2 separate regions of the Homo sapiens genome follow, and region 1 is linked to region 2. Evidence: chromatin contacts called from ENCODE Hi-C or POLR2A ChIA-PET data. All regions are on one chromosome and are shown on one strand. The core of a region is the stretch at or near the end of the contact, and the rest is flanking DNA. Distances in the headings are between cores, read along the strand shown. Region 1 overlaps FGFR2 (fibroblast growth factor receptor 2). Region 2 overlaps FGFR2 (fibroblast growth factor receptor 2).

The links. A loop is a pair of places that touch in the nucleus more often than their neighbours do. ChIA-PET counts read pairs that join two places held with the same protein, here RNA polymerase II (POLR2A). Pooled maps may share reads with other maps.
Region 1: a pooled map shows a loop between it and region 2 (3-fold over the local background). The contact joins two enhancer-like sites. A Hi-C loop is called at or near these places in 1 of 168 maps with a recorded cell type or tissue (heart left ventricle) and 1 of 50 pooled maps. POLR2A ChIA-PET finds 5 or more read pairs at or near these places in 5 of 52 experiments (H1, Panc1, WTC11 and 1 more).

What each region holds. Positions count from the first base shown.
Region 1 is chr10:121,571,703-121,576,763 of GRCh38, reverse strand. All of the region lies in intron 2 of FGFR2 (fibroblast growth factor receptor 2), which reads left to right. Among named protein-coding and RNA genes, the nearest start is that of FGFR2, 24 kb to the left of the region's middle. Within about 2 kb of position 1,488, at least 4 of the 41 ENCODE cell types and tissues checked have a DNase peak (open chromatin) inside an H3K27ac peak, as active enhancers do.
Region 2 is chr10:121,521,247-121,525,802 of GRCh38, reverse strand. All of the region lies in intron 6 of FGFR2 (fibroblast growth factor receptor 2), which reads left to right. Among named protein-coding and RNA genes, the nearest start is that of FGFR2, 75 kb to the left of the region's middle. Within about 2 kb of position 2,407, at least 10 of the 41 ENCODE cell types and tissues checked have a DNase peak (open chromatin) inside an H3K27ac peak, as active enhancers do.

The sequences.
Region 1 (5,061 bases), core at 239-2,738, 52 kb before region 2:
CATGAGAGGCTTGGGGTATAGCTGTCTGTTGAGACAGGTGCTTTACTACTTTGTAAGATGAAGAGAGCTGCCTCTGGCTGAGCACTGTCATTAGGACTCAGGGAATGGAAGTGTTTTGAGACCAGAGGGTTCAGTTTCAGGACTGGAGATCACAATGCATTCATTTTACAGAGTGACAACTCTGTAGGGCCACTCTTCACCCTAAGATTGGGTCATTAAAGGCCAGGCACATCCTATTCACTCCTTCACCTCCTTGTGAGCCCCCCACATGCCTTTTGATGAAAGGGTTTTCCCCAGAACAGTGTGTCCCAAGAAGCCCTGAAGGGCTGGAGATGTACCAGCTTTCTCTGCTATGTCCAGCAAGTGTATTTTCAGAAGGTAGGAGGCTCGGGCTGGGCTGGCCAGGCAGCCAGGCACACAGACTCCTCATTGTACATCCAAGCCGGGGCGTGCAGGACTTCAACATAGCTTGTAACGTAAGTATCTATTTCCTGGGCGCTACATGATCTAATGGCCTGTCGCTTTGGGAAATGCTTTCTGAACAAAAGACTCGATTTATTTATTTATTTATTTTTTGAGACGGAGTTTCGCTCTTGTTGCCCAGGTTGGAGGGCAGTGGCGTGATCTCGGCTCACGGCAACCTCCACCGCCCAGGTTCAAGCGATTCTCCTGCCTCACCCTCCTTAGTAGCTGGGATTACAGGCGTGTGCCACCACGCCCGGCTAATTTTGTATTTTTAGTAGAGACGGGGTTTCTCCATGTTGGTCAGGCTGGTCTTGAACTCTCCTGACCTCAGGTGATCCACCCTCCTTGGCCTCCCAAAGTGCTGGGATTACAGATGTGAGCCACTGCGCCCGGCCTTTTATTTTTTTAAATTATTATTATTTTTATTTATTTATTTATTTTTTTGAGATGAAGTCTCGCTCTGTCACCCGGCTGGAGTGCAGTGGCACGATCTCGGCTCACTGCAACCTCTGCCTCCCTGGTTTAAGCGATTCTCCTGCCTCAGCCTCCCGAGTAGCTGGGATTACAGGGGTGCACCACCATGCCTGGCTTAATTTTTGTATTTTTAGTAGAGATGGGGTTTCACCATGTTGGCCAGGCTGCTCTTGAACTCCTGACCTCAGGTGATCCACCCGCCTCGGCCTGCCAAAGTGCTGGGATTACAGGCATGAGCCACCGCACTCGGCCAGGACTCAATTTTGAAGTTCTTATGCAAGCAAAGCTGCCCATATCTAGGAGTTTATGCACACAGTACTGATTCAATACCTGCGTCTTAGTGGTCCATCAGGAATTTTTCACTCATGAAATATGACTTTAATACACGTGTTGGGACCAGAGAGAAAACCTTCCCTCTGTGCATCTTTTTTTGGAGAACACTGTCATGAACAGCCGAAAACATCAGATCAAAAGCAAGAGGGATACTGACAAAACAGGGAGTGCGGATTTCCACTGTGGGTGGGGACATTGGGAGACACGGTGACTCACTCCTCAGTAAGTGCATTCTTAGGCTCTTTACTCTGTGTGCATTTTTATTTTCTCATGGGCAACAATATAATTTCTTTCAAACATGAAGAGCCATCCAGCATGTTTCTCAAAGGCAGACTTAAATGATATGAGGGGTGTGCCTAAATATATAATTTTTAATGGTTACCATATTGGAAACATTAGCCATGATCCCATCTGATGACTAGGAACATGAGCCAGTCTGGAGTTTCTGGAGAAATCCAGCTACCGCTGCAGAGGCGGCTGTTAGCTGTTGTTACCGGCATCCTTGTTAGCGACCAGGGAGGTTTCAGTCCCGACTTGTGTCTACCAGACACCCTGACAACTGGTTAGAAAGAGAGGACTGCACCCTTTCATCCTGCGTACTTATCTGTTGTTTGTTGCTTTGACTTCTTTTTGTTCTCCGTTTTTATGTTGGCAGTATTTCTCGAGGTAGAGAACTTTCACCTTTATATTGTGCGGAGTATTTGTCCCTTCCTCGCCCCCTTAAAGAACACGTAGTACCTATGCCTTATAAGGTCTCTGTTTGATGTGAGGAATTTGGTCTTCTTGCAAGTCGGCTCTTGCAGAGGGGAGGCTTTGAGGATGTCTGGGCTGCAGCAGGCTGTCTTCGTTGCTGTGTACACAGCCCTCATGGCAGGGCATGCAAAGGTGGTTGGTTCTGACTTCAATGGCGGGACTCCATTGCCTTTATTTTTTAATTTAATTATTATTATTATTATTATTTTTGAGATGGAGTTTAGTTCTGTCACCCAGGCTGGAGTGCAGTGGTGCGATCTGGGCTCACTGCAACCCCCGCCTCCCGGATTCAAGCAATTCTCCTGCCTCAGCTTCCCGTGTAGCTGGGACTACAGGCACACACCACCATGCCCATCTAATTTTTGTGTTTTTAGTAGAGACGGGGTTTCGTCTTGTTGGCCAGGCCGGTCTCGAACTCCTGACCTCAAGTGATCCACCTGCCTGGGCCTCCCAAAGTGCTGGTATTACAGACATGAGCCACCGCACCTGGCCTCCATTGCCTTTATTTCTTTCTGCTGATAAGTTCTGATGCCAGTGATACCCAGATTGTGCCATAGGAAAGAGGGGGCTGGGCTCTTCCAGAAACCCTATCTTGCAGAAATCTCTCTTCTGTTCCTACGGACAGAGAATTGGGTATTGACCAGTGAGGACTTCTTACTGGGACTGGGCGTGGCCACTACAGGACATCTTCCAGACTAAGAGGGCCAGTTGGGGGTTACTGGACCAGGGAGGACAGTGGCGGCCACTTACTTGCCATGTGCTTTGTGTGCAGTGACTATGTAGCGACATTTGCAGCCGGACTGTGTTTCTCCTGTAGAGACACTGGCAGCCCTACAGCCCTACAGCCGTGACATTTACTCTGTACAAGGTGGCAGGAGGTGTGGGAGGGCACCGGGAACCGAAGGCCATTTTACTACCCTTCCCGCAGCGCTCCTGTTACAGTGCTTGTGGGAGTCCCAGCTGTGCCTCCAGGTACAAACGGGTTTCTTCCTGCAACCCACAACCCTGACAGGACATGCCTCCCGGGTGTGCTCCTAACCTGCCTCTTCTCTCTGCCCCTCCCTCTTTCTCCTCTCCCCTTCCCCTCTCTTTCTTCCTCTTGCCTTCCTCTTCTTTCCTCTCCCTCCCTCTGTTTCTCTCCCTTCCTTTTCCTTGTCTCCGTCTCTCCTCTCCTTTTTCCCCCTCTCCCTCTCTTTCATCCTTCTGTCTCTTCCAGAGGAGTCTGTTCAGGGATTTCTTTCTCTCTTTCTTCTTCCTGGAGGAATGTGTTTAGGGATTGGACACCTCTGACTTTGGAGGAGGGAGAAACCTCAGTGGGATGGGTTCCAGGACGACCCCACCGCATCCTTGGAACTAGGATGATCTAGACGTTGGAAAAGACACCATCCCTGGGAAACCCCAGAAAAGGCTTAATTTGTGAAAAGTAATGGAGGGAGCTGTGCCGTTGGTAGAAACTGCTTTTTTCTTCCTTAACAGTTTAAATCTGTCGTCCATTCTCCGTGAAGTGATTGGACGGGGCAAGACTCAGGTTTCCCATCTGTTCTCTGTTTGCATTTGGGCGCCATTTCAAAAACCACACGGGAAAAGTTTATAGGCAAACATTATAAAAAGTGACAGTCTGAAGTGCTGCTATCGCTGGTTTGGCAACGTAAAGTGTTACCTGAAATAGCTTACCGTTTCCAAACCCTTTTGCTGTTTCAACTGTCTCAAGACAACCCTCCCGCTGAGATGGGTGAGAAGTCCAGCTGGATGTGTGCAGTGAAGTCACATAAGTCACAGCCTTTTTTGACTTTTACAAGATTTCCCCCTCCTGGGGCTATCTTCACACACAGCGAGGATTTTTTTCTCTCTGTTTACTTATAGAGAGGTAAATTCATGCAGCTTGTGGCTAGTGGCACTCTGTGTGATGTCAAATGGTCTGCTGAGGGGCTCGGAGAGTCAGGCAGCCCCTGCCTCAGTTTCTCTCTCTCCCCAGTCAGAGGTCCTATGAGCTCCCAAGGAATAACAGGATGGTTTTCTTAGGGAAGGAAGGCCAGGTCAAGGCAGGAATTACTCACAGCTCATGTGCAGATGCCTGTTGTTATTCATACTATTTATTTATTTGTGTTTTTTTTTTGTTTGAGACAGTTTCACTCATGTCGCCCAGGCTGGAGTGCAATGGCATGGTCTCGGCTCACTGCAACCTCCACCTTCTGGGTTAAACGATTCTCCTCTGCCTCAGCCTCCCAAATAGCTGGGATTACAGGCACATGCCACCACGCCCAGCTAATTTTTTATATTTAATAGAGATGGGTTTCACCATGTTGGTGAGGCTGGTCTCGAACTTCTGATCTCAGGTGATCCACTCGCTTTGGTCTCCCAAAGTGCTGAAATTACAGGCATGAGCCACTGTGCCTGGGCTACTTATTTATTTTTGGAGACAGGTTCTCGTCTCGCTGTGTCACCCAGGCAGGAATGCAGTGGCGCGATCATAGCTCAGTGCAGCCTCTGGGGCTCAAGCGATCTTCCTACCTCAGCCCCCTGTGTAGCTGGGACTACAGGTGTTTATCATCATTCCCGGCTTTTTTTTTTTTTTTTTTTCATTTTTTGTGGAGAGAGGATCTTACTATGTTCCCTAGGCTGGTCTTGAACTCCTGACCTCAAGTGATTCTCCCACCTCGACCTCCCAAAGTGCTGGGATTGTAGGCATGACCTGCTGTGCCTGGCCCATTTATTTTTTGATTAGCTGTACAAGTACCTGTCTCTCTCATTTTTAAAGTATCAAAACAGTCAATTTTTTTTTTTATTTTTTTTTTGAGATGGAGTTTTGCTCTTGTTGCCCCGGCTGGAGTGCAATGGCGTGAGCTCAGCTCACCACAACCTCCAGCTTCTGGGTTCAAGCGATTCTCCTGCCTCAGCCTCCCGAGTAGCTGGGACTATAGGCATGCGCCACCATGCCCAGCTAATTTTGCATTCTCAGTAGAGACGGGGTTTCTCCATGTTGGCCAGGCTGGTCTCGAACTCCTGACCTCAGGTGATCCGCCCGCTTCGGCCTCC
Region 2 (4,556 bases), core at 1,158-3,657:
GTGGACATTTTTTATGGCCTTTGCTATGTCAGAGCAAAAGTTGTAGATCTCTTATGAGCAAACATATTACTATGTCCAGAGGAGGACTGGCATGTTATAAAATTTCAATGGTCAATTAACAAAGATTTATTCTTTGTCACTCAGGTATTTTTTTCCTCTCTCTCTCTCTCTCTCTCTCCCTCAATAATGACCTCTTGGAAGGAAGCAGGCTGTGCTTTCCTGCTGCAGTCTTTAGGTGGGTTATGGCTCCCAGCTACAGAGCAGGGCTTGACAGAGCCCATCCTGATATTTCAATTCTTAGCAGCTGGGCTTTCTGCTTTAGTAGAGTGGACACTTGAAGAAAGGGGGCGAGACCGAGAGTGAGAGAGAGAGAACGCTGGGAGAGAATGTATTTTTTAAAGCACTTCAGCCTGTGTTTACTACGCGTTTATTTGGTGGAACCTCATTCCAGCAGTGCAGCCAACTGTCCCGGCAGCAGTGGCCGCACCCTTTGGACTGCTTTCCATTCCGTCTTAATTTGGAATTCACACAGCCACCTTCCAATCACTCTTTTGAAGGTTCTCATCTTGTTCCAGGTCCATGCACTGTGCATTTGCAACCTGCTGAACCTCAGAACGTCTATTCTTATATGTGTATATATGTAATTAAAATTACAGTAAACAGAGGAGCTACTCATCAGCCTATTTTCCATGTGTTTATCTCACTCCCTTTGTAAAAAGGAAAATCTGTTTTATATAATATCTGAGAGTTAAACATGCTAGAAGAGAATCTTGCCTAAAACTGTAAATCCTTCCTGTCCTTCCTGGTGGAGAAGATGTGATTTTTGTTATCACATAGAAGAAGAGATGAACTAGCACTGGGCTTTAGTCTCTCGCCCAGAGATAATACATCAGGGGATTCTTTTTATATCAGTTTGTTGCAAAAAAGTTGCAAACTTGAGGGGTTTGGTTTGCCCAGGGACCGGGGAGGTTCCTGGTGGGGAGAACACATGAGCTCTTTGGGTCATCGTCCCCTTTGTCTCTGCCGTAGTGCCCGCTGGGCCAGGCCACGAAGGGGGCCCCCACTCTGCCCAGCCTGCATCCTCGTCCACCATCTGCACCCTGCCATCACCTCGGTTTTTCAGAAGTTAGGAAAGGAGTCCAGGCGCTGTCATCCACTTACTGTTCACTGTTTCTGAGGTTCTTAGGGATTCCGAGGGGTGGTGGATCGCTGAAGGGTTCGAGAGGAGGAGCGCAGCGTTCGGCAGATGCTGGCATCCTGGGCCCTTTTCCAAGACGTCCAGGCCTCCTCCTCCGACTTGTTTAAGGGCAGAGAATAAGGTTGCAAAGGAAATCAAAGCCTGATGTGGAGAAATGAAACATGAGACCTACTGACTTTTTAAAAACATTTTAAATAACATTCTCTAAGGTTTCATTTTATACTGAAGGCAGCTGTAATAAGTTTGGAAGACAGTGTAAGGTTTCTATTACAGAACAATCCTGCTTGCAGTTTTTCTACCAGAAGTGAGAAAGGGCGGAGGGGGAGTGGAGGTGGTTAAGAGGTTATTTTGTATAAGGTGAGAAAATTTGAAAAGATGAATTCAAGACTGCAAGCGTGTAACATTTGGTATGCTGTAATTTGCAAATGCAATAACATTAAACCATTGCAAACTTGGGGTGTGTGTGTGTGTGTGTGTGTGTGTGTGTGTGTGTGTGTGTGTGTATACATAGCCGGGATAGCATTGGAATAACTTAATAACTGGAGCTCAGCAGCACTTTGACCACAAGGAAAACAAGACTGCAGCTCTGTAGTGGGCCCTGCCAGTGTTGCCTCAGTGACTAAATTCCCTGCCGAAGCCTGGCGCAGGCCAGAGATGTCAGGCGGGATGAAAGCACTCATTGTTCACGGGGCATCATGGTTTGGTACTGCATGCACAATGTTTACTTGTGAAACGATTTATTAGAAACAAATATGTTTAAGAAAGAGGACTTGGTTTGAAACTCAGTTGATCTGGCTTATGACATTTAAGATTTTATGACCTTTGTTTCTAAGAATAGATGTGTAGGCCCACTGTAAATATTTATCTTAAAACGCACCCACACTACACACACACATGCATGTACAAGTGCAAAACTGGAAAACGGAGCCAGGGCATGAATTGATACTAAAGTTCACATTTCTGTGTGAAGGAATAAACCTTCTTACTATTTGCTAGGTGCATAGGAGCATAGTTTGTGACCTTGTCTGGCAGGATCTAGCCCAGAGGACAGCTTCCCCTCGTGCTGTGAAGTCTCTTGGTAGGAGGCCTGGGGAGGAGAGGAGCGTGTGTCTGTTCGTGCGCGGACTTAACTCTGCCCTTCCCACATGGATGAGGCCAGCTGGGATTAAATCAGACCTCGGTCACTGCCCGCTGTGGACAGGTCCCTGGGGTGTCCAGCCAGCTGCTAGGCCTGACCAGGAGGCTTGCTGGGGCCCATCCCTGGGTCATTGTATGAGCCAGAGAGCAAGGGTTTCACCTGACGTCTGAAGGGGCCCAGCTTTGAGATTTTCTGCCCACCAACACCAGAAGTCTTAACTTCAGGTTCTTTGCTCAGCCTACATGGGCAATATAGGGGCAGATGAATGATTTCTTTGCGGCTCCAGTATCCTTATCTTTATAATGTGAAAACATAGATGTCTGTAAAGTGATGGGAGATTCTGGAATGAAATGTGCTAAGAGTAACCACTAGCACTTTTTCTTTCTTTTTAAAGACCAGCAACAGGCTTATGCAGTAAAGTCAATTTGCACATGGTCTGGCTCTTGTCCAACAAATTCCACTAGATGATGTTTTAATCTGAAAGGTCCAATGATGTAGATATCTATTGTTCTAATTTGCTGTTTCCAGCCCAGTGCATGGTGATTCTCAGGTACAGTGCAGAGACATCCTTGGTGTGCTGAGCTGGCTGAGTTCTCCTCATTTCCCTCAGTTGTTTTTTAACACTGGAGGTTAGGGTAGTGGTACCCACACCTAGGGGAGGAAGAGAGGGAGGAGGCTGGTAAGTGCAGGCCTGTTGGGATGGAGTTGTATTCATGTATGGACACATGATTGTGTTTTGTGTGGCTTTTGACAGATCTGTGTAGGAAGGTTCCAGTAAGTTTGTACGACAAGATCAGGTAGCAGTCTGGTGGTCTGGTGGTTATTTAATTCTTTTTATTTTATTTCATTTTATTGTTGCAAGAATGCTAAGCATGAGAACTACCATCTCACCTAAGTTTTTTTTCTTTTCTAAGACGGGGTCTCACTCTGTTGCCCAGGCTGGAGTGCAATGGCATGATCGTGGCTCACTGCAGCCTCAACTTCCTGGGCTCAAGCCATTCTCTCACCTCAGTCCCAAGTACCTGGGACTACAGGCATGCACCACCATGTCTGGCTAACTTTTGTATTATTTGTAGAGATAGGGATCTTGCTATGTTGCCCAGGCTGGTCCCACACTCCTGGCCTCAAGCAATCCTCCTGCGTCAGCCTTCAAAGTTCTGGGATTATGCTCAAAGGCATGAACCACTGCGCCTGGTCTTCAACTAAGTTTTCAGTGTACAATACGTTGTTGTTGACTATAGGCACGATGCTGTGCAGCAGGTCTCTAGAGTTTGCTCATCTTGCTTTACTGAAACTTTATGCCTCTTGATTGCAACTCACCATTTCCTTCCCTGTCCCAGCCCCTGGCAACCACCGTTCCGCTCTTTGATTTTATGAATGCGATGAATTTAGATACCTCATATCAGTGGAGTCAGGCAGTGTCTGTCTTTCTGTGACTATCCTGTTTCACTTAGCATCATGGCTTCCACGTTGTCACATATTGCACCATTTCCTCCTTCTTCATGGCTGAATAGTATTCCGTTGTGTATATAGCCACATTGTAAAAATTAATCCTTTGGCAGACACTTAGATTGATTCCATTTCTTGGCTATTGTTAATGGTGCTGCAATTAATATAGGAGTGCAGATCCTGATTGCAGTTCTTTTAGATAAATAGAGAAGTGGGATTGCAGGATCTTAGGGTAGTTCTGTTTTTAATTTTTTGAGGAACCTCCATATTGTTTTCCATGGTGGCTGCATCATTTTATATTCCCACCAACAGTGCGCAGGGGTTCCAGTGTCTCCACATCCTTGCCGACACTTGTCTTTTTTTTTTTTTCTTCCCATCCTGACAGGTGTCATGTGATAGCTCCTTGTGGTTTTGATTTGGAACGCGCCCGATCTCGTCTGATTTGCATTTCTCTAATGATTAGTGACATTGAGAAACTTTTCATACACCTAGTGGCCATTTGTGTCTTGGAGAAATGCATAGTTAAGTCCTTAGCCCATTTTTCCATGGGTATTACTTAACACTTGAGGAGTCTCATGTGTGGTTGCTAGCACACCTTGGCTTGATTGTCTCCACAAAAGTTTTGCAGAGACCGCCTCTTAGCTGGAGAGAAGCCTTTCCAGGCATAAGATGAGAGGGTGTATTCTTTGTTGAGAACGTGTTCTCGAAGGAGAGAGAGGCAAGACAAGTGAAGCTAGGAAGTAATTTTGGGATACCATCTCTGCCCTTTTA